Linked DNA regions of Homo sapiens: region 1 is linked to region 2. The links are chromatin loops, found by intact Hi-C in ENCODE. Cell type or tissue: OCI-LY7. All regions are shown on one strand. Links, peaks and the distances in the headings refer to the core of each region. The heading gives the core; the rest is flanking DNA.

What was found. Peaks named below come from ENCODE experiments on the same cell type or tissue, not always from the same donor. Only the 100,000 strongest peaks of a DNase experiment are listed, where the experiment ranks them.
Region 1: a loop joins it to region 2, with 7 times the contacts of the local background. A loop is called at or near these places in 10 of 110 quality-filtered maps.

What each region holds. Positions count from the first base shown.
Region 1 is chr11:67,086,637-67,102,704 of GRCh38, reverse strand. No RefSeq gene overlaps it. Among named protein-coding and RNA genes, the nearest start is that of KDM2A, 25 kb to the left of the region's middle. RefSeq lists enhancers at 2,175-2,294, 2,011-2,511, 2,705-2,814, 7,347-7,406 and a silencer at 7,507-7,576. In OCI-LY7, for the core only: CTCF peaks have their summits at 7,419 and 7,620 (motif pointing left); a DNase peak (open chromatin) is centred at 7,604.
Region 2 is chr11:67,375,210-67,391,277 of GRCh38, reverse strand. It overlaps LOC100130987 (a long non-coding RNA gene), which reads right to left. Exons shown (of 4, transcript NR_024469.1): 3 at 3,607-3,743. Among named protein-coding and RNA genes, the nearest start is that of RAD9A, 8.7 kb to the left of the region's middle. RefSeq lists enhancers at 1-125, 10,289-10,338, 11,183-11,904. In OCI-LY7, for the core only: CTCF peaks have their summits at 8,323 and 8,529 (motif pointing right); DNase peaks (open chromatin) are centred at 8,577 and 9,827; H3K4me3 peaks cover 688 bases; H3K27ac peaks cover 1,223 bases.

The DNA of each region.
Region 1 (16,068 bases), core at 3,149-11,148, 290 kb after region 2:
TGGCGCGATCTTGGCTCACTGCAACCTCCGTCTCCTGGGTTCAAGTGATTCCCCTGCCTCAGCTTCCTGAGTAGCTGGGACTACAGGTGCACACCACCACACCCAGCTAGTTTTTTGTATTTTAGTAGAGACAGGGTTTCACCATGTTAGCCAGGATGGTCTCGATCTCCTACCTTGTGATCCACCTGCCTCGGCCTCCCAAAATGCTGGGATTACAGGAGTGAGCCACTGTGCCCGGCCGTGCATCCCTCTTTCAAGAGCTGGCTGTGGAAAGAAGTTCCAGCAGCGGAAGACAGGATGGGGGGGTTGTAATGGGAACATAAAGAGTTTGTGTGTGGCCTGCAAGAAGATGTCAGTAGAGATGGGGCGGGCAAGGGTGGGACTAGAAACTGCAAATAAGGGATAAGGGATAGAGCAAGAGGTGCTTGGTGCCGGAGCAGCCAGAAGAACCAGCTGGCCTGAGGTAACTTCCGTGGGGTGAGGACACGTCTTCCTCAGAACCTGGGGAGAGGCTGCCAGGGCCGTGTGCAGGTTGATCATTTTGAGGATGTGGGTGCAGGAGATTGAGAGAGTTTAGGCTTGAAAACCCCTGGAATAATCTTGGGAGTTGCTATGGTCTGAATGTGTTCCTCACAGTTTATGTGTTGGAAACAATCCTCAGTGCGACAGTTTTGGAGGTGGGGCCTAACGGGAGGTGTTTAAGTCATGAGGGCTCGGGCCCTCAGGAGTGGATTAATGTTGCTATAAAAGAGAGTGGGGGCTGGGTCCAGTGGCTCACGCCTGTAATCCTAGCACTTTGGGAGGCTGAGGTGGGTGGATCACTTGAGGTCAGCAGTTCAAGATCAGCCTGGCCAACATGGAGAAACCCCGTCTCTAATAAAAACTACAAAAATTAGCCGGGCGTGGTGGTGGGTGCCTGTAATCCCAGCTACTTGGGAGGCTGAGGCAGGAGAATCGCTTGAACCCGGGAGGGGGAGGTTGCAGTGAGCTGAGATCACACCATTGCATTCCAACATGGGTGACATAGCGAAATTCCGTCTTAAAAAAAAAAAAGAGAGAGAGCGGGTTCACTGTCTTCTGCTCTTCTGCCATCTGACAATGCAGTCTGAAGGCCCTTACCAGATGCCAGTGCCTTGATCTTGGACTTCTCAGCCTCCAGAACTATGAGAGTTCACTATGTTACCCAGACTAGTCTCAAACTCCTAGGCTCAAGGGATCTTCCCACCTCAGCCTCCTGAGTACTGGGACTACAGGCACGTGCCACTGTTCCTGGCTATAAATTTCTATTCTTTATAAATTATTTAGTCTTGCCGGGCACGGTGGCTCATGCCTGTAATCCCAGCACTTTGGGAGGCCGAGGTGGGTGGATCACAAGGTCAGGAGATCGAGACCATCCTGGCTAACATGGTGAAACCCCGTCTGTACTAAAAATACAAAAAATTAGCCGAGCATGGTGGTGGGCACCTGTAGTCCCAGCTACTCGGGAGACTGAGGCAGGAGAATGGCATGAACCTGGGAGACAGAGCTTGCAGTGAGCCGAGATCGCACCACTGCACTCGAGCCTGGGTGACAGAGCGAGACTCCCTCTCAAAAAAAAAAATAAATAAATAATCTAGTCTCAGCTATTTTGTTATAGCAGCACAAAGGGACTGAGGCAGGGGTGGATAAGGTGACCCCTTTCTCTCTGAGAGAAGCCAGATCTTACTATGACATATATATTTTTTTGAGATAGGGTCTCGCTCTGTTGACCAGGCTGAAATGCAGAGGCGTGATCATGGCTCACTGCAGCCTCAAACTCCCGGGCTGAAGTGATCCTCCCACCTCAGCCTCCCAAAGTGCTGGGATTACAGGCATGACCGGGTGTGGTGGCTCATGCCTGTAATCCCAGCACTTTGGGAGGCTGAGGCAGGTGGGTCACCTGAGGTCAGGAGTTCAAGACCAGCCTGGCCAACATGGCAAAACCTGGTCTGTATCTAAAAATGCAAAAGATTAGCCAGCAGTGGTGGTGCGTGCCTGTAGTCCCAGCTACTTTGGAGGCTGAGGCAGGAGAATAGGTTGAACCAGGGAGGTGGAGGTTGCAGTGGGCTGAGATCACGCCACTGCACTCCAGCCTGGGTGACAGAGTGAGACTCTCTCAAAACAAAACAAAGTGCTGGGATTACAGGCATGAACCAGCATGCCTGGCCTTCTTTTTTTCTTTTTTTCTTTCCTTTTTTAAACTTACTACTTTCTGTCTACAGTCTTCTACCCCACAGAAGTGGAGAGAGAAGTGGGTGGATTCGGGAAGCATCATGAAAGCTCACAGGAAACCAACTTCCTGTGACCACCAGTTATGCCAGAGGGTCAGTGAGAACCAAGGCAGGTCCAGGCACTGCGCACAGGTGCCCTACACAGGAAGGAGAGCGTAGAGTCCTAAACAGGCCACAGTGGCCCAGGCTAACAAACAAGAGTTTCTCCCTCCTGCAGGCTCACCCTCTGCCCCTCTCCCCTACCCCTGCCTTTGGGCTTCCTGCAAGGCCTAGTCCTCAACCCTCTGCTCTTCTCTCTCTTGAGGCTTTCATTTATTCTCAGAACTTCAGATGTCTTCTCTGCGGGTTTGTCCCTGTGGCTGCTACGGCCCTGAACTTTCCCCACCACCTGGCCAGTGACTTCTCTGTTGGAGATTCCCCTGCACCCTCCTGTGTGAAATGAGGTCTATGCTGTCCTCCCCTTCAAACAGGCATTGGATACACTCTCTCCTCCCTGCCGCCTCCTCTGCCTCCAAACACATGCACAGGCCTTCCCTGCTGCACTCTGTGAATTCCCACAGCCCTGAAAATCCATTCACCCAGCTTGGCAATTACTGCATGCTCGCTTGCGTTTGATTTTTTTCTGAGACAGAGTCTCGCTCTGTCGCCCAAGCTAGAGTGCAATGACAGGATCTCAGCTCACTGCAACCTCCACCTCCCGGGTTCAAGCAATTTTCTTGCCTCAGCCTCCTGAGTAGCTGGGATTACAGGCCTGCGCCACCACACCTGGCTAATTTTGTATTTTTAGTAGAGACGGGGTTTCACCATGTTGGTCAGGCTGGTCTCAATCTCCTGACCTCAGGTGATCCGCCCACCTTGGCCTCCCAAAGTGCTGGGATTATAGGCGTGAGCCACCACGCCTGGCCTCACTTCTGTGAGTGTGTCTGGTTCTCTCTCCAGTGGAGTAAGCTTCCTACAGAATGGGCTTGCTGTGTGCCTGTTTCCTCCACCATGTCTGGAATCAGGCCCCGAAAATAGTTTTCCTCATTCACTAAATGCTTGCGAAGGGTAACAGGAGAGGGGCCCCTGGTGTAGTGGCCGATGTTGGGGGCGGGGAGACAGGCAAGAGGGTTTGCCAGGAAAGAGGTGGAATTTGTAAAAGTAACTATTGGAGGAGTACATTGCAGGCACATAAAGTATTTGCATCTGAGCAAAGACTCAAATGGGAGTGAAATTATTGGAGGAGGAAGACATTGAGTCACTGCCAGGAAGGCCCAGCTGGTAGGGGTGGAGTTGGAGGAAGAAGAGGTAGAGGATACCCCGGGGAGAAAGAGCTGGTGGCAAGTTTAGAGCCCAGGATGGGACAAGGTTGATCACTGACAGCCACTAAAGATGGGAGAAACAGCTTGGCAGCCAGCACTGGGCACATGGCAGGCAGTTAGTTGCTGGAGGCCAGATACCCAGAGGGAGGAGGTGGTAATGGGCAGTGGTGATAGCGACTAGAGTGAGACAGTGACAGAAGAATGGGAAGAGGCATCCAAGTGGGTCAGAGAAAAGGAGCAGTGTGAAGTGTGGCAGAGGACATGGGGTGTGGAGGGTGGTGGCAAACTTGTAGTCTAAGCTTTGCCTTATGGTTGGGAGAAGAATAATAAAGGCCGAGGTACATTTGCATTTCTTGGTGGTTCCTATCCAACTCCATTCAGTGAGGTTGTTCCTACAGGTACCCAGTCTCCCTTGGAGATGCCCCATGGGTGGTACTGGGGAGAATAGAGACATCTTCCCTCTCCTGACCGGGTGCAGCCGGGTCAAATTCGGTTTGACCCAGCAGACCTCCTTTTTTAGGTTGCTGACTCCCAAGCAGGTGGCCTGAGGAAGTGGAGAAAGATGGACATCATTCCCATCTGGCTTCCTGCCCATCCCAAACCTGGTCCTCCAGCCCCCAATCAATTCTTCTTCTTCCTTTTTTTTTTTTGTTATTGAGATGACGTTTTGCTCTATTTTTTTTTTTTTTTTGAGACGGAGTCTGGCTCTGTTGCCCAGGCTAGAGTGCAGTGGTGCGATCTCAGCTCACTGCAAGCTCCACTCCCGGGTTCAAGCGATTCTCTTGCCTCAGCCTCCCAAGTAGCTGGGACTACAGGCGCCCGCCACCAGGCCCGGCTAATTTTTTGCATTTTTAGTAGAGATGGGGTTTCACCGTGTTAGCCAGGATGGTCTCGATTTCCTGACCTCATGATCCACCCGCCTTGGCCTCCCAAAGTGCTGGGATTACAGACGTGAGCCACTGTGCCCGGCCCCGTTTTGCTCTTGTTGCCCAGGCTGGAGTGCAGTGGCGTGACCTCGGCTCACTTCAACCTCTGCCTCCTGGGTTCAAGTGATTCTCCTGCCTCAGCCTCCCAAGTAGCTGGGATTACAGGCGTCTGCCACCATACCTGGCAAATTTTTTGTATTTTTAGTAGAGACAGGGTTTCACCATGTCAGCCGGGCTGGTCTCAAACTCCTGATCTCAGGTGATCCACCCACTTCGACCTCCCAAAGTGCTGAGATTACAGGCATGAGCCACCACGCCCAGCTGCCCCCAATCAATTCTGAGAGCCACCTTCACCCTGACAGATAAACACATAGACACACACTCCAAAAGGCTGGGATTACAGGCATGAGCCCCTGCGCCCTGCCCAGACCCTGTTCTTAATGTAAGCAAGTGAGTGTGTCTTTGTTTTTTTGTAGGTTTTTTGTTTGTTTTGTTTTTGTTTTTTGGAGACAGTCTCACTCTGTCACCCAGGCTGGAGTGCAGTGGTGTGATCTCTGCTCACTGCAACCTCTGACTCCCAGGTTCAAGCAATTCTCCCTGTCTCAGCCTCCCAAGTAGGTGGGATTACAGGCACCCACCACCATGCCCGCCTAATGTTTGTATTTTCAGTAGACACGAGGTTTCGCCATGTTGGCCAGGCTGGTCTCGAACTCATGACCTCAGGTGATCAATCCTCCTCAGCCTCCCAAAGTGCTGGGATTACAGGTGTGAGCCACTGTGCCTTACTTCGAATTCACCCAGAAGCAAACCTTGAGGCAAGGATTCAAGTGCAAGAAGTTTATTTGGGAAATGGTCCTAGGAAATACTGACAGAGGAGTGGAAAGTAAGACAAGGGAGGGAAGAGAACCAACGAAGGGTGCATCGTCGAGCAAGTCACTGCAGTGGCTGCTGGTGCTGCCTGGCTGGACACCTCTGGGAGACAGTGTAGAAGGGGACTCCACATTTTCCTTATCCACCCGCTGCCACCTGCCATTGGTTGTGGGCTGCTTCCAGAGGCTGTTGGCTCCCTGGCACACTCACTGCCCCATGTGTGTGCAGAGTCAGTGGCCTGAGCAACCCCTGGTCAGAGACACAGAATCGGGACTGCCAACGGCCCGTGGTAGGCACCACATCCAGAGCTACAGAGGGCAATGGAGAGTTCTGGAGAGTTCTTTGGATGCTCTGAGAGAACTAGGGTAGGGTATGGTGGGCACCAGAAAAAAAAAAAAAGTTCAGTTTGAGAGAATGTCAGACTTAGTGACATCCTTTACCAAGGCTTTCTAGGGATCATGGGCATTGAGTTTGAACTTGCAGATGTGGGAAGGAAAGCCCGCTGGAAACAAAAACCTCCTGTGCCACATCCCACTGCAAGAGCCAGCCTGCTGGGAGGCAGCCTGCTGGGCTCTAAGGCAGAGTTGGGAGGGCAGGAGGCAGGTGAGTGGAGGTCCCTGGTAGCAGTGTCTCCCGGCCTCCCTGCTCCCATGGGGCCCCTGCAGCCACCAGCCTGGCTCCACCCAAAGCCAAAGATGCCCCTTATTTATTATTATTATTATTATTATTATTATTATTATTATTATTGACACAGTCTCGCTCTGTCACCCCAGGCTGGAGTGCAGTGGTATGATCTCCGCTTACTGCAAACTCAGCCTCCTGGGTTCAAGTGATTCTCCTGCCTCAGCCTCCCGAGTAGCTGGGATTACAAGTGCCTGCCACGACCCCTGGCTAATTTTTGTATTTGTAGTAGAGACAGGGTTTTGCCATGTTGGCCAGGCTGGTCTTGAACTCCTGACCTCAGGTGATCTGCTCGCCTCGGCTTCCCAAAGTGCCAGGATTATAGGCATGAGCCACCACGCCCGGCCAATGTGCCCTTTCTTTTTCTTTTGCTTTCTTTTTTTTGAGACGGACTTTCGCTCTTGTTGCCCAGGCTGGAGTGCAATGGCGTGATCTTGGCTCACTGCAATATTTGCCTCCTGGGTTCAAGCGATTCTCCTGCCTCAGCCTCCCGCGTAGCTGGGATTACAGGCATATGCCACCACACCCAGCTAATTTTGTATTTTTAGTAGAGGTGGGGTTTCGCCATGTTGGTCAGGCTGGTCTCAAACTCCCGACAGGTGATCCGCCTACCTTGGCTTGGCTTCCCAAAATGTTGGGATTATAGGCATGAGCCACCACGCCTGGACTTCCTTTTTTTTTTAGAGAAAGGGTCTCGTTTTTTCACCCAGACTGGAGTGCAGTGGCGTGACCATAGCTCACTGTAGCCTCAAACTTTTGGGCTCAGGTGATCCTCTTGCCTCAGCCTCGAGGAGCTGGGACTACAGGTGCACTTCAGAGAGAGAGCCCCAGCCAGGGGCTAAGGTACCTTTCCTTTAACCTCCTCACAGGTCACACCTATATGGGCCAGGACCTTGCAGAGGTTGCAGCTAAGAAGCAGGGGCCAGAGGGTGGCCTGCTGCAGGAAGGCGGCTACCTAGTTACTGATCCCTAGTTACTCACGGGGGTGAGGGTCCCATTCTCCCCTGAACCCCCAGCAGTGTCCCCTGCAGTGTGAGCACTTCTCCGGAGAGGACAGTTTCTGCCCCAGTACTCACGCTGCAACTGACTAGCAGCTTCAGGGGACAGGGCAGGGAGAGGGGCAGGGTCGACCCTTGCTGCTTAGGTGAGAGGTCTTCATCCTGAACCCTGCTTGTCTTCACCCTGAGCGGGTGCTGGAGCATCATCCATCCAGAGAGGTCTGCAGGTCCCTCCAGCCCATCCTGCACATCCCACCACTGCTCTCACTCCTGCTCCAGGATCAGCCCAGCTGTGAAAATTCTCCAGTGTCCCCTCACCTGGCTCAGCCCTAAATCTTTCCCTCACTTCCACCACAATCCTAGCATCCCAAGCCCCATGCATAGCTGACCACAGACCACTGCCTTGTGAGCCTGGACTGGAGCAAACTTCAGCTAGAGGCACAGGGAAGGTCAGGTTTTGGGCACATGTAGGGGAGCAGTGGCCCTTCCAGCTGGTGGACAGCTGTTCCTGGTGTCCCTGCAGGTGCCTGGGCCTCTAGCATGCTGGCCTGGCAATCCTACCCCACCCCACCCCCGCCCCCTGGCGGGCTTTTAATACCTGGCATAATCTCTTCTGCTGATGCAGCTGGTTTTAAGGTGGGAAGAGGGGCCAGTGAACTTGGAGAAGCTTGGGAGCTGCTCTGCCTGCAGCCCAGAGACCCAGGACGGGTGGGCAAAGGAAACTTGAGCGAACAGGCACCAGGTGGGAAAAATGCGTGAGCAAATCTATTTTTTTTTTTTTTCTGAGACAGAGTCTCCCTGTGTCACCCAGGCTGGAGTGCAGTGGCGTGATCTCTGCTCACTGCAAGCTCCGCCTCCCAGGTTCAGGCCATTCTCCTGCCTCAGCCTCCCAAATAGCTGGGACTACAGGCACCTGCAACCACGCCCGGCTAATTTTTTTGTATTTTTAGTAGAGACGGGGTTTCACCATGTTAGCCAGGATGCTCTTGATCTCCTGACCTCGTGATCCGCCTGCCTCGGCCTCCCAAAGTGCTGGGATTACAGGCATGAGCCATCGCGCCTGGTCTGCATGAGCAAATCTAAAGCTATCAGGGGCTTTCTTTCTTTCTTTCCTTCTTTCCTTCTTTTCCTTCCTTCCTGCCTTCCTTCCTTCCTTCCTCCCTCCCTCCCTTCCTCTTTCTCTCTCTTTTCATTCGTTCTTTCTCTCTCTTTCCCTTCCTTCCTTTTCCCTCTCTCTCCCTCCTTCCTTTTCTCCCTCCCTTCTCCCCTCCCTCCCTCCCTCCCTTCTTTTTTTTTTTTTTTTTGAGACGGAGTCTCGCTCTGTTGCCCAGGCTGGAGTGCAGTGGCGTGTCTCGGCTCACTGCAAGCTCCGCCTCCTGGGTTCACGCCATTCTCCTGTCTCAGCCTCCCAAGTAGCTGGGACTACAGGTGCTGGCCACCATGCCTGGCTAATTTTTTGTATTTTTAGTAGAGATGGGGTTTCACCATGTTAGCCAGGATGGTCTCAATCTCCTGACCTCGTGATCTGCCCACCTTGGCCTCCCAAAGTGCTGGGATTACAGGTGTGAGCCACCACGCCTGGCTTTTTTTTTTTTTTTGAGACAGAGTCTTGCTCTGTTGCCCAGGCTGGAGGGCAGTGGCACGATCTCTGGTCACTGCAACCTCCACCTCCTGGGTTCAAGCGATTCTCCTGCCTCAGCCTCCCTAGTAGGTGGGAGCACACCCCACCATGCTCCACTAATTTTTGTATTTTTAGTAGAGACGGGGTTTCACCATGTTGGCCAGGCTGGTCTCAAACTCCTGACCTCAAGCAATCCGCCCGCCTCAGCCTCCCAAAGTGCTGGGATTACAGGCGTGAGCCACCGTGCCCGGCTTGGCTGTTTGCATTTCTATTGTCAGCTGCCAGCTGAGGTTTGTTTAAACCTCAGGAGGTATCCCCTGGTTCAAGTGGGTTACTGCTCCACCCAGGACTAGAATTTCACAAGTAGGTGTGCGTTGCACCCATCCTATAGGTCTTGCCTGGAATTGGGGCAGTTCACATCTTACGCTGCACACATGCATTTACTGAGCAGTGCTCTGCACTGAGGGAGGCAGATGGGTTGCTATTGGGTCTCTGGGACCTACCCTCAGCCAGTATGCCATCTAGGTACCAGTAGGGGCAGCCCTCAGGTGGCCCACCCAGCCAGGTCCTACTCTTGGGATTTCACCTGACTACTACTGTAATTTCTGGTGGCTACTTTGATTTTTCTTTTTTTGAGACGGAGTCTCACTCTATTGCCAGGCTAGAGTGCTGTGGCACGATCTCAGCTCACTGCAACCTCTGACTCCCTGGTTCAAGCGATTGTCCTGCCTCAGCCTCCCGAGTAGCTGGGACTACTGGCGCATGTCACCACGCCCAGCGAATTTTTTTGTATTTTTAGTAAAGATGGGGTTTCACCATGTTGGCCAGGATGGTCTCAATCTCCTGACCTTGTGATCCACCCGCCTTGGCATCCTAAAGTGCTGGGATCACGGGCCTGAGCCACTGCGCCTGGCCTGATTTTTTAAATAACCATTCTACTTTAGAACAGTTCTAGATTTGCAGGAAAAGTATGTTTCTATATAGCCCTGCACCAAGTTTCCCCTATTATTAATATCTCAGATTACTGTGGTACGTGTGTTACAAGTAATGATACATGGCTGGGCGTGGTGGCTCACGCCTGTAATCCCAGCACTTTGGGAGGCCAAGGCGGGCAAATCACTTGAGGTCAGGAGTTCCAGACCAGCCTGGCCAACATGGTGAAACTCTATCTCTACTAAAAATATAAAAAATTAGCCAGTCACGGTGGCGCACGCCTATAATCCCAGCTACTCAAGAGGCTGAAGCAGGCTGGACACGGTGGCTCACGCCTGTAATCCTAGCACTTTGGGAGGCCAAGGCCGGCGGATCACGAGGTCAGGAGATCGAGACCATCCTGGCTAATATGGTGAAACATCCTCTCTACTAAAAATACAAAAAATTAGCTGGGCGTGGTGGTGGGCGCCTGTAGTCCCAGCTACTCGGGAGGCTGAGGCAGGAGAATGGCATGAACCCGGGAGGCAGAGCTTGCAATGCCACTGCACTCCAGCCTGGGTGACAGAGCAAGACTCCGTCTCAAAGGCAAAAAAAAAAAAAGAGAGGCTGAGGCAGGAGAACCTCTTGAACCTGGGAGGTGGAGCTTGCCATGAGCCGAAATTGCACCACTGCACTCCAGCCTGGGCGAAAGAGTGAGACTCTGTCTCAAAAACAAACAAATAAACAAAGAAAAAGGAAAAACAAGTAATGATACATACAATATTGACACATTATTTTTAATTAAAGATCATACTTTACAAACTAACACAGGAACAGAAAACCAAACATCGCATGTTCTCACTCCTAAGTGGGAGTTGAACAATGAGAACACATGGACACAGGGAGGGGAACATCCCACACCGGAGCCTGTCGGGGAGTGGGGGACAAGGGGAGGGAGAGCATTAGGACAAATATCTTTTTTTTTTTTTTGAGATGGAGTTTCACTCTCGTAACCCAGGCTGGAGTGCAATGGTGTGATCTTGGCTCACTGCAACCACTGCCTCCCAGGATCAAGCGATTCTCCTGCCTCAGCCTCCCGAGTAGCTGGGATTACAGGCATGCACCACCACCTCCGGCTAATTTTGTATTTTTAGTGGAGACAGGGTTTCTCCATGTTGGTCAGGGTAGTTTCGAACTCCCAACCTCAAGTGATCCGCCTGCCTCGGCCTCCCAAAGTGCTGGGATTACAGGTGTGAGCCACCACGCCTGGCTTAGGACAAGTATCTAATGCATGCGGGGCTTAAAACCTTGTTGATAGGCGCAGCAAACTACCATGGCACATGTATACTTACGTAACAAACCTGCACGTTCTGCACATGTATCCCAGAACCTAAAGTAAACAAAACAAAACAAAAGAATACTTTATTCTGATTTCCTTAGTTTTTGTTTGTTTTGTTTTTTTGAGACGGAGTTTTGCTCTTGTTGCCCAGTCTGGAGTAAAATGGCACAACCTTAGCTCACTGCATCCTCTGCCTCCCAGGTTCAAGGATTCTCCTGCCTCAACCTCCCAAGTAGCTGGGATTACAGGCATGTGCCACCATGTCCAGCTAATTTTTGTATTTTTAGTAGAGACGGGGTTTCTCTATGTTGGCCAGGCTGGTCTCGAACTCCCAACCTCAGGTGATCCTCCCGCCTCGGCCTCCCAAAGTGCAGGGATTACAGGCGTGAACCACTGTGCCCAGCTTGATTTCCTTAGTTTTTTTTTTTTGTTTTTTTGAGACGGAGTCTTGCTCTGTTGCCCCGGCTGGAGTGTAGTGGTGCGATCTCAGTTCACTGTAAGCTCCGCCTCCCGTGTTCATGCCATTCTCCTGCCTCAGCCTCCCGAGTAGCTGGGACTACAGGTGCCTGCTGCCACGCCCTGCTAATTTTTTGTATTTTTAGTACAGACAGCGTTTCACTGTGTTAGCCAGGATGGTCTTGATCTCCTGACCTCAGGTGATCCGCCCGCCTCGGCCTCCCAAAGTGCTGGGATTACAGGCGTGAGCCACTGCGCCCGGCCTGATTTCCTTAGTTTTAATCTAATGTCCTTTTCTGTGCCAGAATCCCATTCAGGACACCACATCGATGGCATTGAGTTGTCATGTCTCCTTAGGTTTCTCTTGGCTGTGATGGTGTCTCAGACTCTCCTGGTTGTTGTTTTTTGAGACATGGTCTGAGGCTGGAGTGCAATGGTGCGATCACGGCTCACTGTAGCGTTAACCTCCTGGCTCAGGCAGTCCTCCCACCTCAGCCTCCTGGGACTGAGGTTTGAGCTACAATACCAGGCTAATTTTGTTTGTAGAGACAGGGTCTCACCACATTGCAGAGACTGCTGGTCTTGAACTCCTGTCCTCAAGCAGTCTTCCCACTTCGGCCTCCCAAAGTTCTGGGATTATAGGCATCAGTCACTGCTCCTGGCCTTTTCCTTGTTTTTGATAACCTTGACAGTTTTGAGGACTGGTCAGATTTGTACAATGCCCCTTAATTGGATCTGTCTGGTATTTTTCTCATTATTAGACAAGGATTGTGGGATTTTAGGAGGAAGATCACAGAGGTAAATTGCTTTGGTTAACTTATCTTTTTTTTTTTTTTTTTGAGTCTTGCTCTGTCACCCAGGCTGGAGTGCAGTGGTGCGATCTTGGCTCACTGCAAGCTCCGCCTCTCAGGTTCACGCCATTCTCCTGCCTCAGCCTCCTGAGTAGCTGGGACTACAGGCGCCTGCCACCACGCCTGGCTAATTTTTCTTTTCTTTTCTTTTTTTTTTTTGTATTTTTAGTAGAGACAGGGTTTCACCGTGTTAGCCAGGATGGTCATGATCTCCTGACCTCATGATCCGCCCGCCTGGGCCTCCCACAGTGCTGGGATTATAGGCATGAGCCACTGCAGCCGGCAACTTTTCTTTTTTATTTTATTTATTTATTTATTTTTTTTTTGAGATGGAGTCTTGCTCTGTCACCCAGGCTGGAGTGCAGTGGCATGATCTTGGCTCACTGCAAGCTCCACCTCCTGGGTTCATGACATTCTCCTGCCTCAGCCTCCCCAGCAGCTGGGACTACAGGCGCCCACCACCATGCCCGGCTAATTTTTTTGTATTTTTAGTAGAGACGGGGTTTCTCCATGTTAGCCAGGATGGTCTCGATCTCCTGACCTCATGATCTGCCCTCCTCGGCCTCCCAAAGTGCGGGGATTACAGGCCTGAGCCACCGCGCCGCCCGGCCAAGTTTTCTTTTTTTTAAAAAAATTATTATTATTTTTTGGGATGGAGTCTCACTCTGTCATCCAGGCCGGAGTGCAGTGGCTTAGTCTTGGCTCACTGCAACCTCCGCCTCCCGGGTTCAAGCAATTCTCCTGCCTCAGTCTCCTGAGTAGCTGGGATTACAGGTGCCCACCACCATGCCCAGCTAATTTTTCGTATTTTTAGTAGAGACAGGGTTTCACCATGTTGGCCAGGCTAGTCTCAAACTCCTGACCTCAGGTGATCCACCCACCTCAGCCTCCCAGAATGCTGGGTTACAGGCATAAGCCACTATGCCTGGCCCTGGTTACCTTTTCATATAAAAATCAAGTTGTCGGCCGGGTGCGGTGGCTCACGCCTGTAATCCTAGCACTCTGGGAGGCCGAGGCAGGCAGATCACGAAGTCAGGAGTTCGATACCAGCCTGACCAACGTCGTGAAACCTTCTTTCTACTAAAAATACAAAAATTAGCTGGGCATGGTGGCTAACCCCTGTAATCCCAGCTACTCGGGAGGGTGAGACAGGAGAATTGCTTGAACCCGGGAGGCGGAGGTTGCAGTGAGCCAAGATCAAGCCACTGCACTCCAGCCTGGGTGACAGAGCGAGACACTGTCTTGGAGGAAAAAAAAAATACCCAGCTTGGCGGGCGTGGTGGCTCATGCCTCTAATCCCAGCACCTTGGGAGGCCGAGGTGGGTGGAGAAACCCCATCTCTACTAAAAATACAAACATTAGCCAGTGTGGTGGTGCATGCCTGTTATCTCAGCTAGTCCAGAGCTGATGCAAGAGAATCGCTTGAGCCCGGGAGGCGGAGGTTGCAGTGAGCTGAGATCCCGCCACTGCACTCCAGCCTGGGTTACAGAGCAAGAATCCATCTCAAAAAACAAAACAAAAGAAAAACAACAAAAAACAACCAGCTTATTGGGGTTTGTTTTGTTTTTGTTGTTGTTTTAGACGAAGTTTCGCTCTTGTTGCCCAGGCTGGAGCGCGATGGCGCGATCTCCGCTTATGGCAACCACTGCCTCCCAGGTTCAAGTGATTTTCCTAATTATGGCCACTGGGTTGGCCATAATGATCTGATCTTGATCAGACAATGAATCAATGTATCTAAAACCAGGGGTGTCATTGGAAAATTCAGTAAGTTTTTTATGTAAAACCTTTGTCCTGGTCCGGGCGTGGTGGCTCACACCTGTAATCCCAAAACTTTGGGAAGCCAAGGGGGGCAGATCACTTGATGGCAGGAATTTGAGACCAGCCTAGCCAACCTGGGGAAGCCCTGTCCCTACCAAAAATAAAAAAATTAGCCAGGTGTGGTGGTGTGTGCCTGTAGTCTCAGCTACTCTGGAGGCTGAGGTGGAAAATCACTTGAACCCGGGGGGTGGAGGTTGCAGCGAGCTGAGATCGCGCCACTGCACTCCAGCCTGGGCGACAGAGACCCTGTCTCAAAAAACAAAAGAATATTTTAAAATTTTTAAATAGAAATAAAAATAACTGGGCGCGGTGGCTCACGCCTGTAATCTCAGCATTTTGGGAGGCGGAGTCGGGCAGATCACTTGAGGCCAGGAGTTTGAGACCAGCCTGGCCAACAAGGCAAAACCCTGTCTCTACTAAAAATATAAATAAATTAGCCAGGTGTGGTGGTGGGTGCCTGTAATCTCATCTACTTGGGAGGCTGACGTGGGAGAATTGCTTGAACCCGGGAGGCGGAGGTTGCAGTGAGCCGAGATAGTGCCACTGCACTTCAGCCTGGGCGACAGAGTGAGACTCCCTCTCAAAACAACAACATCAACAAAATAAATAAACAAACAAACCTTTGTCCTGGATCCCCTTTAACAATTCTGAGACCAAATGTAGTGGATCACGCCTATAATCCCAGCACTTTGGGAGACCAAGGTGGGAGGATTGCTTGAGGCTAGCAGTTTGAGACCAGCCTGGGCAATATGATCTCTACAAATTTTTTGTTTTTTAGACATAGTCTCGCTCTGTCACTCAGGCTGGAGTGCTTGATCTTGGCTCACTGCAACCTCCGCCTCCTGGAGTCAAGCGATTCTCGTGCCTCAACCACCCAAATAGCTAGGATTACAGGCACACGCCACCACACTGGGCTAATTTTTATATTTTTAGTAGAGATTGGGTTTCTGCATGTTGGCCAGGCTGGTCTGGAACTCCTGGCCTCGAGGGGGATGTGCCCGCCTCAGCCTTCCAAAGTGCTGGGATTGCAGGTGTGAGCCACCACACCCAGCCTACAAAAAAAAATTTTTTTTAATTAGTTGGGTGGACGGGCGCGGTGGCTCACACTTGTAATCCCAGCACTTTGGGAGGCCAAGGCGGGTGGATAACTTGAGGTCAGTAGTTTAAGACCAGCTTGGCCAACATGGTGAAACCTCATCTCTACTAAAAATACAAAAATTAGCTGAGCGTGGTGGCACTTGCCTGTAATCCCAGACTCCATCTAAAAACAAACAAACAAACAAACAAACAAATGGCCGGGTGCAGTGGCTCACACCTGTAATCCCAACACTTTGGGAGGCTGAGGCGGGTGAGTCACCTGAAGAGTTCAAGCCCAAAATGGCAAAACCCTGTGTCTACCAAAAAGACAAAAATTAGCTGGGTGTGGTGGTGGGTGCCTGTAATCCCAGCTACTCAGGAGACTGAGGCAGAAGAATCACTTGAACTCGGAAGGCAGAGATTGCAGTCAGTCGAGATCACACTACTGCACTCCAGCGTGGGCAACAGAGCAAGACTCTGTCTAAAAAATATATATATATACTATTTTTAAATGTTTTCCAGTTTTTCTCTTACTTCTTTTTTTTTTTTTTTTTGAGATGGAGTCTTGCCCTGTCGCCCAGGCTGGAGCGCAGTGGCGCGATCTCAGCTCACTGCAAGCTCCACCTCCCAGGTTCACGCCTTTCTCCTGCCTCAGCCTCCCGAGTAGCTGGGACTACAGTCGCCCACCACCACGCCCGGCTAATTTTTTGTATTTTTAGTAGAGACGGGGTTTCACCGTGTTAGCCAGGATGGTCTTGATCTCCTGATCTCGTGATCCACCCGCCTTGGCCTCCCAAAGTGCGGGGATTACAGGCATGATCCACTGCGCCCGGCCTCTCTTACTTTTTTTTTGTTTTTATTTATTTATTTATTTATTTTTATTTTTTTTTTGAGACGGAGTCTTGCTCTGTCGCCAGGCTGGAGTGCAGTGGCGCAGTCTCGGCTCACTGCAACCTCTGCCTCCTGGGT
Region 2 (16,068 bases), core at 4,121-12,120:
GGGACGCTCTGGAAACGTTTTACGAGGGTAGATCGTGGTTATGTGCCTTTTTTTGTTTGTTTGTTTTTTGAGACATATTCTTGCTCTGTCACCCAGGCTGGAGTGCAGTGGCGCGAACACGGCTCACTGCCGCCTGGAACTCCTGGGCTCAAGGGATCCTCCCATCTCAGTCTCCTGAGTATCTGGGACCACAGGCACACCCACCACGCCCGGCCCTTTTTTTTTTTTTTTTTTTTTGGGTAGAGACGGAGTCTTGCCATGTTGCCCAGGCCGGTCTCAACTGTGGGGTTCAAGCTGTCTTTCCGCCTTGGCCTCTCAAAGTGGAGTGAGCTACTGCACCGGCCTGTTTTTTGTTTTTTGTGTGTGTGTGTGGGGTTTTTTTGTTTGTTTGTTTTGAGATAGAGCCTCGCTCTGTCGCCCAGGCTGGAGTACAGTGGCACGATCACGCCTCCCAGGTTCAAGCGATTCTCCTGCTTCAGCCTCCCAAGTAGCTGGGATTACAGGCGCCTGCCACAACGCCTGGCTAATTTTTGTACTTTTAGTAGAGACGGGTTTCACCATGTTGGCCAGGCTGGTCTCGAACTCCTGACCTCAAGTGATCCGCCCGCCTCGGTCTCCCAAAGTGCTGGGATTACAGGCATGGGCCACCGCGCCCAGCCCCGGGTCTGTATTTTTAAAAGACCCCAGACTGGCCGGGTACGGTGGCTTACGCCTGTAATCCTACCACTTTGGGAGGCCGAGGCGGGCGGATCACGAGGTCAAGAGATCCAGACCATTCTGGCCAACATGGTGAAACCCCGTCTCTACTAAAAGTACAAAAAGTAGCCGGGCATGTTGTCACGCGCCTGTAGTCCCAGCTACTCTGGAGGCTGAGGCAGGAGAATTGCTTGAACCCGGAGGCGGAGGTTGCAGTGAGCCGAGATCGCGCCACTGCACTCTAGCCTGGCAACAGAGTGAGACTCCATCTCAAAAAAAAAAACCAGACTGTGTGCCAGGTGGGGATGCATCAGCTGGAAGGTATTCCCCTTCCCCTGGGCTTCCGGGTCCACGTGTGTAAAATGTAAGGGAGTCCTGGAGAAACTCACTGACCCCTACTCTCCCCACAGTACCAAGGCTCTGGTAGTTCTTGGAAGGGCCCAGGGCATCCCTGTATTCCTGCAGGGCCTGCCCGTGCCTTGCCCCTCAGGTCCTGTGGTAGTGCAGAAGATATATTTATCTCTGCCACCCTTGCTCTCCAGACCCACTTTCAAATGAGTTGAATTGATACATAATAATTGTACACATTTGGATACATGCATACACTTTGTTTCTCCCTCTCCTTCCCTTCTGCTCCCCTCGTCACCAGCCCTTGCCCCTTCCGTGGAGCCTTGGGGGAGGAGGTTACTCTTCCCTTCCCCTTCCCGGGGGATCCATGGAAATAGTGCCCCTGTCCCTGGGCATCCGGCTCAGTATGCTGGAGTCATCCTTGACCTCATGCTCGCCCTCACCCCTACACAGTCTTTCAGTTAAGTCCTGACCACTCTGCTTCCCAAACAGGTGGCAACTTAACAGGTGGCAACTTTGCCCTCCTCTTCCATCTCCAAGGCCTAGGCCACCATCCTCTCACCTGGATGACTGTAACAGCTCTCAGTGGTCTCCTGCCTCCACCCTGCCCCCTCCAGGCCACTCTCCATACAGCAGCAAAGTGACCCTCCTAAAATGTCCATTGTGTCATGCCTCTCCCGTGTTTGCACACTCCAGTGGTTGCCATAAAATCCAAACTCTGCCCTGAACCTGCAGGAGCCGCCGCCACCCATTTCTCCACCTGTGGCCTCCCCTTGATCACCTGCACAGCCATGCCAACCCTGTGGGCTCCCTGAACCCTCCACTTCCTTTTCCACCTGGGGATTTTAGCACATCCTTAGCTGTCCCCACCACTTGGCATCGTCTTACCCCTTCTAACGTGGCGGTGCTTCTCTTCCTCCAGGCTCAGTGCCGTCTTTTCTGCCCCCACCAGCATCCCATTACACTCTAGCTAGACCCTGTTTTAGCCACAGCACTTATCACGTTATTTCATGCGTGTGTTTGCCTGTTTAACATCTGTCTTCCTCACTAGTGTGTCTGCCTCACAAGGGCAGGAACCATGTCTGGTTTTTGGTTTTTTGTTTTTTCTGAAGACAGAGTCTTGCTCTGTCGCCCAGGCTGGAGGGCAGTGGCGCGATCTCGGCTCACTGTAACCTCCGCCTCTGGGGTTCAAGCAATTCTTGTGCCTCAGCCTCCCAAGTACCTGGGAATACAGGTGTGTGCCACCACGCCCGGCTAATTCTTGTATTTTTATTAGAGATGGGGTTTTGCCATGTTGGCCAGGCTGGTCTCAAACTCCTGACCTCAACTGATCTGCCCGTCTCAGCCTTCCAAAGTGCTGGGATTACAGGCGTGAGCCACTGCACCCGGCCTTGGCTTTGTTTTGTTTGTTCTGTTTTGTTTTGTTTGTTAAGATGGGTTCTTGCTTTGTCACCCAGGCTGGAGTGTAGTGGCACGATCATAGATCACTGCAGCCTCAACTTCCCAGGCTCAAGCGATCCTTCCACCTCAACCTCCCGAGTAACTAGGGCTACTGGCGCATGCCACTACAGCCAGCTAATTTTTTAAATGTTTGTTAGAGACAAGGTCTCCTTCTGTTGCCCAGGCTGGAGTTGAACTCCTGGGCTCAGGCGATCCTCCTGCCTTAGCCTCCCAAAGTGCTAGGATTACAGGCGTGAGCCACCACACCCAGCATCCATGTCTGTTTTGTTTGTTGCTGTATGTACCTCACACAGGGTCTGGCACTCAGTAAATAATGAATAAATAGGTGTTACATTTAAAAATGTGTAAACCAGCCGGGCGCGGCGGCTCATGCTTAATCCCAGCACTGTGGGAGACCAAGGCTGGTGGATCACTTGAGCCCAGGAGGTGGAGATTGCAGTGAGCTGAGATAGCGCCACTGCACTGCAGCCTGGGTAAGAGAGCCAGACCCTTTCTCAAAAAAAAAAAAAAAAAAAAAAAGTAGGCCGAGCGCTATGGCTCACGCCTGTAATCCCAGCACTTTGGGAGGCCGGGGCAAGTGGATCACCTGAGGCCAGGAGTTTAAGACCAGCCTGGCCGACATGGTGAAACCCCATCTCTACTAATAATACAAAAATTAGCCAGGCATGGTGGCACGTGCCTGTAATCCCAGCTACTCAGGAGGCTGAGGCAGGAGAATCGCTAGAACCTGGGAGGTGGAGGTTGCAGTGAGCCAAGATCGCGCCACTGCACTCCAGCCTGGGCAACAGAGTGAGATTCTGTCTCAAAAAATGAATGAATGAATAAATATCTGTAAACCATTCCTGTTGACAAAGGGCATGGAAAAATAAGCAAACAAACAAATAAATAAATCAGCGTGAGCCAAATGCAGCTGAGATGTCTCTAAGTCACTCTTAGCACAGTGCTGAGAGAAACATCCAACTTCCAGCCCTCCACCCACAGTCCCATCTGTCCCTGCTTGACAGTTGTCCCCATGCTCTCAGCCTCATCCTGCGCTCTGGACCCCTCCCCCACCACGTGTAAACCAGGACAGCCTTCCCACCTCTGCCTCATACTCATTACCTGAGCAGCCGCCTGGAATAAGGGTAGATGCCGAAGCTCCGTGAAGGCAAGGGAGGTGGAGGCTGTGAATCTTCACACAGTCCTGTTTCTGCCCCTGACACCTAATGGGGTTATGGGGTTCTATGACCTTGAGGACCCTAGGCAGAAGAGAAGGGACACATAAGCTTTTTTTCATATGTTTCATATCTGTCTTCTCCACTAGTGTGTCTACCTCACAAGGCCAGGAACCATGTCTGCCTTTTATATCAGCCAGGGGCAGGTGTGAGCCACTGCCCCCAGCTGACATACACTCTTTCGACTCGTATTGAGTAGTTTTCAGTCACCCTCCCACCCCCTTGCCAAAAGTCAGAACTCGTTGGAACTTTCTGAAGGGCTTAGAACAGCAAGAAGCCTAGAGCGGGAAGTCGGGAGCTGTGGTAGGATACGTCCCTGCCCCCGTGTGATTTGTGCAAATCCCTCCCTGTCTCGGCTGCTTCCTCATCTGTATGATGTGATGGTGGGGGCTGGGGAGAGTAGGAGGTACTCACTGAGGTCCCTTCCAACCTTGACATGCTGTGATCCTGAAGGGGCCCCGAGGCTCCCCTATGCCCCTCATCCACCCCAGCTTGGGGGAGAAGCTGTCCTGCCTCCCCCGACCCTCTGGCCCCTGGGCTGTGGGGCTGGAAGGTAGCTTTCCAATCTGAGCCAAGGATCCCTTCCAGGCCTGCATTTGGCATATCCAGTAACCCACTTCAGGTGCAGAAAGGGGGGCACACAGGGGGATACCAGGAGCTGGGAGCTACCAGGAACCCTGTGTGTGGGTGAGAGATAGGTACGGGAACCCCAAGAGGACCTGGGGTCTGTGCTGAAAGTCAAGGACCTGGATGCAGCTTCAGCCCTACTCAGATGGCATCAGGCCCTTGTCTGAGCCTCAGTTTTTTCCTGAATAAAATGAGGGCCATTCAATGAGATGCTCTTTCAGATTCAATGAGATGCTCTTTCAGGAGCTTTTTTTTTTTTTTTTTTTTTTTTGGAGACAGGGCCTTATTCTGTCACCTGGGCTGGAGTGCAGTGGCATGATCCTGGCTCACTGCAGCCTCAGCCTCCTGGGCTCAATGATCCTCCTACCTCAGCTTCCCGAGTAGCTGGGACTACAGGTGCATGCCACCACGCCCAGCTAATTTTTTAGCCAGGATTCTTTCAAACACCAAATTTTTAGCTGGGCATGATGGCTCATACCTGTAATCTCAGCATTTTGGGAGGCTGAGGAGGGAGGATTGCTTGAACCCAGGAGTTAGAGATGAGCCTGGGCAACATAGTGAGACCCTGTCTCTATAATGAAGAAAATAAAAAACAATTTTAAAACACCAAATTTTTGGTCTTTGGCATACCCCCATTAGCAGTGGCCTCGTATAAGCAGGTGGGCATGTAAGTATGTGTGAATGTGTTGGGGGGCAGATATGGAATGGAAGCTTGAGACCCTAATGCTCACTCATTCATTCAACATATATTCATTCAACATATCCTGGATGCACTTTTTTAACTATGGGAAAGACAGCACAGGACAAAAATCCTGGCCGGATGCGGTGGCTCACACCTGTAATCCCAGCACTTTTGGGAGGCCAGTGTGGGCAGATTGCTTGAGTCCAGGAGTTCAAGACCAGCCTAGGCAACATGGTTTCTACCAAAAATACAAAAATTAGCTAGGCATGGTGGCACATGCCTGTAGTCCCAGCTATTCAGGAGGCTGAGATGAGAGGATCCCTTGAACCTGGGAGGCAGAGGCTGCAGTGAGCTGCGATCGTACCACTGCACTCCAGCCTGGGCGACAGAGTGAAACCCTATAGTATGCAAGAACATGGTGGGTGTTATGAAAAAAAAGAAAACCCAGAGAGGGAGAGAGGAGTGTCAGGGGAGAAGGGCTTCGATTCTAACTAGCACAGCCAGGTTGGCCTCACTGAGAAGTCGCCATTTGAGCAAAGACTTGCAGGAGGCAAGGGAGTGGACAGCGCAGATGTCCGGGAAGGAGTGCTGTGGTAGAGGGAATGGCCAGTGCCAAGTCTCTGAGCAGAAGTGTGGGTGGTTGGTACCTTCTGCAGAGTCCGGTCTCCTGAGCTGGGGAGGGCGGGGGTCTAGTGGGGGAAGACTGAGATTAGCCAAAGAATCATCAAGGTAAATATGAAATTACACCTTTGAGAAGGATCAGGAATGATGATGACGTGGGCTCTGCGAATATGTCCTGGGGAAGACCTGGTCAGGAGCATGAGGGAGAGCTTCCTGGAGGATGAAACAGTCTGAGAGGGGTGAGGTTAGAGCACGGGCTGGCCAGGAAAGCACAGTTGCTGAGAAGCCATTGGTGGGGCTCATTTGCCAGGCACTGCTCTGTCCCACCATGGGATTCCCCATGCAGCCCTCCTTACAGACAAAGGAGCACAGACAGTATTACTCATGGCTGGCATTTTTCCAGATCAGGGTAACTAAAAGTCAGAAGGGGCAGAGGAGTAGAGGAGTTTAGGGTTCAGGAGTTTACTCTGGCTTGTTTTCTTCTCATCATGCACACACAGGGACTGGCATTTGTATGGTTACTGTGGGGTAACCAGGCAGGCAAGGCAGCTCTGAGCTGGCAGGGTACCTGCCCTGCTTGTAATGAGTTTGTGGCATTCCAAGTGCTGCCAGCCCCCCAGCCAAGCTCTGCCCCTGCCTTTCTTGTTCCCTGGCATTTCTCCCAGAAATCAGAATGATGTTTGGCACACAGCAGTGGTGTAATAAGTCTGTGCTGAATGACTGAAGAGTACGGAATTCAGAGAGGTTTCGGGACTTGAACCCACGATTGTCTGTTGAGGTTGAGAATGCAGTTGTGGATGCCAGCCCGTGTAGGTCTGAATCCAGCCTAGCCGCAGTCTCCATCACTTAACAAGTTGTGCAAAAATGGACAAGTTGCTTATGTTCTCCAAGCCTGTTTCCACCTCAAAGGGCTGTTGTGAGGAGTAACTTAATATTTACGCAGCTCTTAGAATCTGCTGTTAGCACTGCTGCGACTATGATTGCTGCGTCCTGCCCCTCCAGCTCGAGTCATCCTTACAGTATCCTTGGGCCGGGACTGGAGACAAAACAAACCATCAGCTTGGACAAAGCTAGGGTGAATCTACACAAGGATCCCAGGAGGAAAGTCTCGCAAGGAAACATTACAGAGAAAAGGCCTGCTGTCCAGAAACTGGCAAATATTCAGAAGACTCTTGGCCAGGCACGGTGGCTCACACCTGTAATCCCAACACTTTGAGAGGCCAAGGTAGGCAGATTGCTTGAGGTCAGGAGTTGAAGACCAGCCTGGCCAACATGGTGAAACCCCTTCTCTACTAAAAAAAAATACAAAAATTAGCCGGGCGTGGTGGCACACACCTGTAATTCCAGCTACTCAGGAGGCTGAGGCAGGAGAATCACTTTTTTTTTTTTTTTTGAGACAGAGTCTCGCTCTGTCACCCAGGCTGGAGGGCAGTGGCGCGATCTCGGCTCACTGTCAGCTCCACCTCCCGGGTTCACGCCATTCTCCTGCCTCAGCCTCCCAAGTAGCTGTGACTACAGGCGCCCACCACCACGCCCGGCAAACTTTTTGTATTTTTAGTAGAGATGGGGTTTCACTGTGTTAGCCAGGATGGTCTCGATCTCCTGACCTCATGATCCACCCGCCTCAGCCTCCCAAGGTGCTGGGATTACAGGCGTGAGCCACTGCGCCCAGCCAGGAGAATCACTTTAACCTGGAAGATGGAGGCTGCCGTGAGCAGAGATCCCTCCACTGCACTCCAGCCTGGGCAACAGGACAAGATTCCATCTCAAAAAAAAAAAGAAGACTCTTGGTTAAGGTCAGAAGAGTCAGCCCATGGGGAAGAGGCTCTGGAGAGAGGCTGCTGCTACTGCTGCCTCCAGCGGCACCACGTGCTGGCCCCATGATTCTGGGCCCTCTGTGTCCTCTGCCTTGAGAGGAGAATGTGAGCCCTTGCCTTCCTCCCAAGCTGCTGGAGCCTGGCATGAGATAATGGATGTGCCCACACTGCCAGGCACTGTGCGCAGATGAGGGACCAGGTCTTTTGAGTCTGCAGGGCTGGAGGTGGAGGGGAGATGGGATGAAATTTTTTTTTTTCAGACAGAGTCTCGCTCTGTCGCCCAGGCTGGAGTGCAGTGGCGCGATCTCGGCTCACTGTCAGCTCCGCCTCCCAGGTTCATGCCATTCTCCTGCCTGAGCCTCCCGAGTAGCTGGGACTACAGGCGCCCGCCACCATGCCCGGCTAATTTTTTGTATTTTTAGTAGAGACGGGGGTTTCATCGTGTTAGCCAGGATGGTCTCGATCTCCTGACCTCGTGATCCGCCCACCTCGGCCTCCCAAAGTGCTGGGATTACAGGCGTGAGCCACCGCGCCCGGCCAGGATGAATTTTTTTAAACCCACAGTGAGGATGGGAAGGGAGAAGTTCAGGCTTGTTCACCAAAACCTGGCACACTGGAATTACAGGCCCCCTTGGAGCGCAAGTGAGGTAAGTTTAGGACAAATAAAAGGCAGTGTGCTTCACCCAGCAGGGGAGGACGCTGATGGAACTCATTATCCCAAGATGTCGTCTCAGCTGGAAATAGAAACAGCTTCACAAAAGATTTAGATACATCCATGGATGATGGCTCCATTCATGGGTTAGAAGGGGAAGGAGGCTGTTTGAGGCCCGTCCCCCAGGGCAGGCATCAGGGAGGTGGCCCGGTCTCCCTAAGACCCCCCTTTGCACTCCTGTTAGAGGCAGGCTTCTGGCAACATGGACCCCAAGAGGCAACGTGGAGTCCCGTAAGTTAGAGCCTGACCTGTGTCCCTGGCCTTTTCCTCAACCTCCCCAATACTCAGCATCCACTGTTGGGGAGAGATAAGGTGCCACCAGCTTCAGGGAAAGCATCCCGGCTGGGCTGTCCCCTAAGAGACCAGCAGAGGGAGACAGACACCGTGTCCAGTCCCAGCTTCGGGAACAGAGACCTTGCTGATCCGCCTTGGGCAGGCCTCTGTGGGGGCAGTTTTGTGCTCATGTTGTGCGGGGTGGGACAGAAGGGGACAGAGAGGGCATCCTCCCAGGCTGAGACAGGCTTATTACTGGGGAGATGGGGGCAGGGAGGAGATTTTTAGGAACTAGGGGCAGGGTGAGGAGGAGGCTACTAATTAAGAGCCGGGTGGCTCCAGAGCCAGGCTGCCTGCCTGTGTAACTTGGAAAAGTTATATAACTCTGTGCCTCAGTTTACCCATGGTAAAATGGCAACTACAACAGCACCGGCCTCAGGAGGGCTATGTGAGATTGCGTGCTGTATTCAAATGCTTCACTGCAGTGCCAGAGAATTGGGAAGAGCTCAGTAAATGGGAGCGATAGCCTACACCGTGGGGAGATCAGAGGACTCTCCCGTCTCCTTAGAGCTCCGGAGCTTGCAAAGCCCTTTTACTTTATTATCTCATCTGGGCCTCACCGAACCCTGGAGGTTTGGTGAGGCTAAGAGGCTCACTTTTTTTTTTTTTTTTTTTTTTTTTGGAGATGGGGTCTCACTCTGTCACCCAGGCTGGAGTGCAGTGGCTCAATAGCTCACTACAGCCTTGAACTCCTGGGCTCAAGCAATCCTGTCACCTCAGCCTCCCAAGTAGGTAGGACTACAGGTGTGTGCCACCATGCCTGGCTAATTTTTTGGGGAAGTAGGGGGGGATCTTGCTATGTTGCCCAGGCAGGTCACTTATAAGTGGTAGATCTGGGCTTTCTGATGCTAAAGAATCCAGGGATCTTTCTCAAGTTCCCTGCTGAGCTGGAGGCTGGAGGAGGCCTGCTCCAGGTGCCCTTGTCTGCACTGAGCCTCCTGGCAGGCCGCCCATATCTCTAGTTGGTATTGAAGTTATCTTGCCCACTGTCCCACCAGCTCCCGAGTCCCTGGCAGGCAGGCTGTGTTTCTCTGTAGGTCCACACTGTTCAGCAAGGCATATATAGCAGGGGCTTCCAAAAGCTTTTGGGAGGTGACGGGATTCCATGGGTCTGAATGCCAGCTCCTCCCCAGCTCCTGTCCTGGTTCCAGGTCAGGTGTGGCCCCCCACTTTTTGCCACTCAAATTCTCCCTGCCGTATCTCCAAAATCTCCCGACGTCTCCCTCTTCTGACCTCTCCTTTCTCTGCATCATAGCCCTTTGTATATCTCCTTAAGTTCCTGTTTCATTTTGAAATCTTGCAACAGTCAAAGGCTAAAACGGAAATATGTACAGAGTGCTCTGTTAAGGACCACAAGGTGGGCCTCAGAAAGATGGCTGTGGGTGCTAGAAAGCGGGTGAGCCTCAAATTAGCTGGGCATGATGGTGGGTGCCTGCCTCCCAGCTACTCGGGAGACTGAGGCGGGAGAATAGCTTGAACCCGGGAGGGGGAGGTTGCATTGAGCCGAGATCACGCCACTGGACTCCAGCCTGGGTGACAGAGAGAGACTCTGTCTCAAATAAAAAAAAAAAAGAAAGTGGTTGAGCTCTTCATAGACCTAAACCACCCATGTCTTCTAGACAACCTGAAAGCCTAGGACGGGGCTGGGTCAAGACTGGTTGGTTTCTCTCATGCCTTCAGAGCTGACTGTGCCATGAGACTCCACCCTTCCCACCTCCAGCCCTCTTCAACCCACTGAAGTCCTACAAGAATCTCTTGGGGACAAAAGAGGAGAGAGATGAGACGGGTCCTTAGAGAGCACTTATAACACAAAGTGGAGAGCAGCAAGGGCCCTGGAGAGTGAAGTCTGTGGTGGGGAGCAGAGCTGGGATGACAGTGACAGGCTTCAGGAAGAAGGCAGAAGAACAAAGGGTCTAGATGAGTAGCCATGGGGAGCTCACGAGGGGCAGCTGCATTGTGGGTAGAGAGGACACCATTAGCAAAGACAGAGGGATACGGTATGAGGGGTAGGTAACAAGATTCTTTAACATTATTGGCTGGGCGAGGTGGCTCACGCCTGTAATCCCAGCACTTTGGGAGGCTGAAGCAGGCAGATTGTTTGATATCAGGAGTTTGAGACCAGCTTGAGCTACATGGCAAAACCCTGTTTCTACAAAGAAATACAAAAAAATTGGCCGGGAGTGGTGGCTCATGCCTGTAATCGCAGCACTTTGGGAGGCCAAGGCGGGCAGATCACCTGAGGTCAGAAGTTCGAGACCAGCCTGGCCAGCATGATGAAACCCTGTCTCTATTAAAAATACAAAAATTAGCAGGCGCCTGTAATCCCAGCTATTCAGGAAGGTGAGGCAGGAGAATCGCTTGAACCTGGGAGTTGGAGGTTGCAGTGAGCCGAGATCGCACCATTGCACTCCAGCCTGGGCAACAGAGCAAGACTCTGTCTCAAAAAAAAAAAAAAGAAAAAAGAAATACAAAAAATTAGACAGGCATGGTGATATCCATCTGTAGCTACTCAGGAGGCTGAGGTGGGAGGATCTCTTGAGCCTGGGAAGTCGAGGCTGCAGTGAGCCATGATTATGCCACTGCACTCCAGCCTGGACTCTGTCTCAAAAATAAATAAATAAATAAATAAAACATCATTGATTGCTTCTAAGTGCCAGCAATTTGACCTATACTCACTCAGTTGTCCCTCATTCAGTTTTACATGGAGAAAACAGAGGTGTGGAGGGTTAGAGACTTGGTGGGGGTCACACAGCTGGTGGAGGCGGAGCAGGCACTCTCCCAGTGGTGCTGGAATGGCAGGCCCGTGAGATGGGACATCCCATCACTGGGATGGCCCCAGGGAAGGCGGTGTCCATCCTTTGACCCCAGGGGCCCCTAGAGCGGGAGCCCAGACAGTCTGGAGAAAGCTGGGAGAAGCCTGACAGAGGGGAGGACAGCGGGGTAGGAGGGGAGGAGAGCTCGGGAGGAGCCGGCATGACTCAGCAGGGCAGGATAAAGATCTTCCAGCCCAGGGAGAGGCAACCCCACTTCTCTGCCAGGGGAGACGGAGTCACAGAGCCCGCGGCATGGGCTGGCCAGGGCAATGGAACATCCTGGGAGAACGGCGGGGAAAGCTCCTGGTGGGCGAGGGAGGAGTGGGGCACCTGGGGGCATCCCTTCTGCCCTGCCCTCCACACACCCGTCACTCAGACACCCTGGCAGATGAGGAGGCCGCGCCCAGCTAGGGCAGGAGAGGGACAGGCAGAAGGCCCCGTTCCTCTCAGCTTCTCTCTGGCTTCCCCGGGAAGCAGGGGGTGTTGGGGGGAGTCCTTTGGGAAGCCTGAGCTGGGTCAGGTGTGGGTGGGGACCCAGGGCAGGGTAGGGCCATTGCTGAGGTCAGAAGAGGCCCTCTGCCTCTGGGTTTCCGCTGACATCACAGCCAGCTTAGGGTGAGGCAGGGCCCTCTAGACTCCTGTCTACTGGAGGGCAAGGGAAAGTGTGTGCATACACACATAGACACACACACACACACACACACACACACCCTGCCTTTCCTTCCCTCTCCTGCCCTCGGGGGCCCCAGTGGTGCCTGCACACGCACACTGGAGGGTGTGCACACGAGGCAGTGGAAAGGAGGGCCTCCTCCTGGGGATGCCGAATCCCAGGGAATGTCCTGGGTGGGACCTCTGAACCTACCTAGGGCTCACTTTGCCCTCAGGAAGCAAAGGGAAGCCCTTGCTCTTGTTCTGCTGGCGGGGGTGGTGGTCATCTGACTCCCAGTTTAATGCTCATTCCAGGATTCCCAACTCCCTGCTAATGGAATCCAGAGCTCTAGCTGAGCCCTCCAGTGTGGGAAGACGATGTGAGGCACCTGGCCCATCTGCACATTGCCAGTTCACGTAAGGGGTCGGTGGTGGGCAGGAAACCCAGGTCTCCCTGTGCTCCAGGCCAGGACTCTCCAGGCACTGGAGGACTCTCTTTATGCCCCAAGCAACATCTGAGTGACCTGAAGAGACCAGCTGTGCCAGGCTAGATGCCTCATAGCCAGGGGCACTCAACCAAGTCCTGCTGTTGCTGAAGTCTGTTCCCAGCACCCGGACTCCTCTTTTCAAGATGTGCCTCTGGCCCTCTTCCCCAGGCTGGCACCTGCATGGTGGAGTTAAAAGAGCATGTTGCTGAAGTTGGATAGCACTGGGTTCCAGTCCTGGTTCTACCACTGCCAGGCTTGTGTGACCTCAGACAAGTGACTCTGTCTTATGAAGCCTCAGGTTCCTCATGTATAAGTAGGGAAATGATAGCTCCTGTCTCGGAGTTACTGTAAAGATGAAATAAACTAGGCCGGGTGTGGTGGCTCACGCCTGTAATCCCAGCACTTTGGGAGGCCGAGGCGGGCAGATCATGAGGTCAGGAGATCGAGACCATCCTGGCCAACACAGTGAAACCCCGTCTCTAATAAAAATACAAAAAAAAAAAAATTACCCGGGCATGGTGGCGGGCGCCTGTAGTTCCAGCTACTCGGGAGGCTGAGGCAGGAGAATGGCATGAACCCGGGAGGCGGAGCTTGCAGTGAGCTGAGATGGTGCCACTGCACTCCAGCCTGGGCGACAGAGCGAGACTCCGTCTCAAAAAAAAAAAAAAAAAACAAACATGAAATAAAATAGCCCGCGAAAGCCTTAGCACTGTGCCTGATGTGGGGAACAGCTGCGTGCGCGTAAACTATTGTTAGTATTTCAGCAAAATAAATGTCAGTGAGAAATACCAGCATCACAGCAGGCTGGAGGAGTCACTGTAGCAGGCATCTGCCTCTTCTCCCAACACGCAGGTCAGCCTCCGCCCCTCCACCCCACCCCCTAGGGCTCCTCTCTGTGTCCCCAGCACCAAAACTTAGGGAATGTTTGGTGAACAAATGAATGAATGAGTGAGTGTCCCTACTCACCTCTGTGGGTTTCTCCAACACACCTGTCAGGAGGGGGCCAGCTAGAGGCTCCCCTAGTTCAGGAACCCAGACACTCCCTGGGCCAGGGTCCCATCAGTGCTAATTGTGCAGCTGTGTGCGACATGGTGTTTTGGGTGCCTGGAGAGCCTTCCTTGGGGATGTCACCATGTGGGGAGGAAGGGTGGGACACTAGCCGGTCCCTGAGCCAACACTGACTCACCCTCCCCCCTTGGAGGGCAGCTCAGTCATCACCTGGTGCCAGCTCTGGCCCCCAGCCAGCCACACTTCTTGAGGACCTGACCTGCCACCCCCCTGTGGATGGTGAAGCCTGGAGTCTAAAAGGCCAGAGAAGGCAGCAAGCCAGTGGCCCCTCGTCAGCTCACGGACTACTCCCACCATCCCATGGAGAGGAGGGCAGAGGTGGTCAGACCCCATCATACAGAGAGGGGACAGGCTTGTCCCAAGGTCACACTGGCCAACTGGAATGGAGGTTTTCTGACTCCCAGAGTAGCTCTGTGCCTGCTGCAGGGAACACTGAGCTGTACCTGGTGCTACCTTGGCACTTTGCCTGTGGTTGCCACTGCTCTTCTAGCTCAATCCATCCACATTTCTACCCCAAAGCTCTACCTCCTCCAGGAAGTTCTCCTCCCACCATCCTCCTTGGCCCTAAATGTACCCACTGCCACCTATGGCTGATGTCAGACAGTTTAATGAGTGTCCCTAGACTGTGGAATTCTTTTCTTTTGAGAGAGGGTCTTGCTCTGTTGCCCCAGGAAACAAAGACCATGTGTAGTGGTCATAGCTCACTGCGGCCTCAAACTCCTGGGCTCAAGCAATCCTTCAGCCTCAGCCACCTGATTAGCTGGGACTATAGGCATGCGCCACCATGCTGGGCTAATTTTTAAATTTTTGGTAGAGATGGGGTCTCTATGTTGCCCAGGTTGGTCTCAAATTCCTCAAGGAATCTTCCTGCCTGGGCTTCCCAAAGCGCTGGGATTACAGATGTAAGCCCCAACTGTGACATTCCTAAAAGCAGGGATGGGTTTTCCTTGCCTTCTCTCTGTCCTTAACAGGACCTGGCAGAGACTGAGAAAGTGCCTGCACAATGTACCCCTGGAGCAGACGGAGCGCTTCTCTTTCCCATGCTTGTCTGGAGCTGGGGGGACTGGCGTCTCCTCTAAGCTGTGCCCTCCCACCAGCAACCCCAGATTGTTAGCACTGGAAGGGCCCCTAACAAGATTCTTTTTGAGAGCCACAGGGGAGCAGGAACTTTCCCAAGGTCCTGATTTCCAGCTGGAAATCAGAGGGCAGCCACCTGTCCTGCCCCATCCCACGGAAATCTTGGAGGGGCTACTCCTGCTCCGTCTTTCCTCTCTTCCTTCTTCCCCAAACCCCAGCAGCTACCCCCATTTAGGGACTTGGCAGGATAAAGGCACAGTCTTTATTCCAGCCCCCGACCCAACCCAACTGGCAACTCCCAGCCTGCTGCCTTTGCCCAGGCATGGCAGAGGGGCACTGGCAGCTTGGAGATGGAGCTGCTTTTCCCTTTGGCAGTGTGGAAGGTGGGGGAGGGGAGGGGAGAGGCTTGGCCCCCACTAGGTGAGGGGAGAGGGCAGGGAGGCAAGTCCAAGAGGCAGAGGGAGAACACAACTTTCCCAGCTTTCGGGGTCACTACATTAAGATTCAAAGACAAACTGGGGACTGGGGGGCTGTGTGTAAAGCCAATTGTCCCTGTACCCACCTGGCCTGGGTCCCTGTTTCAGAGCTGCAGCCCTCAGTTCCTGCAAACCAGTGCTTTCTGGCTGCCCCAGGTGGATGTGTGCTGGGGATGGCGTTGTCCACTCCCACCTTCTGCTTCAGTGTCTTCCTCTCCCCGCATCCGCTGCTTCCCCCTCTTCCTCCCAGCTCCCTCCTCCCCTCTTTCTCACTCCCACCCATTTGCCTCTTTGTGTCTCCTCTTTCCTTCCCAGTCTTGCCCCTTCTCTGGTCTCACCCCTCTTCTCTCGCCCCCGCCCCTTTCTTCAGCGCCCCCTCCCCTCCGCTCCCCCGACACTGGGGCTGCTTTCTCCCTGACTCAGCAAGGTGCTTTATAAGGTGCTGAGGGGCTCAGCCAAATCCAAACCACATTGTGCAGACTCCACAAGGAGCGGCTTCGAGGCGGAGGGAGAGGCTGAAGCGGCTCCCCTTCTCCCTCTCCCCTCCTTCTTGGCCCCCTCCCTCTGAAAGGGTAGCAGCTAGGGGGACCTCCTGGCTGGCCTCCGTGCCATGCACCCATGGGCATCTGCCTTCTTGACCTTGGCATGGGCATCAAGAAATCACTGGGTTCATCCATCAGGAATGTCACTGAAACTCCAGAGTCCTGGCTGGTGGGGGCAGGGAGGAGGTGCGGGGGCGGTGGGGGGGGCAGAGGTAGGCCCTGAGCACTTTTCACAAGGGTCCCTCCAGGCAGTTTTCATCAGAGCTGCTACTGAGGTCCCTCAAAGTCCCCTGCCCCCCACCCCAAGCCAGCTCTCCTTTCCCAGCCCTTTTTCTCCTTGTTTAGGAAAAAAAAAAGGAAGAAAGGACAGAGAGAGAGAGAAAAAAAAAAACCAACCCAACAACAAAGTCTGTCCCACTCCAGTGAGGTAATTGAAAACAAACTT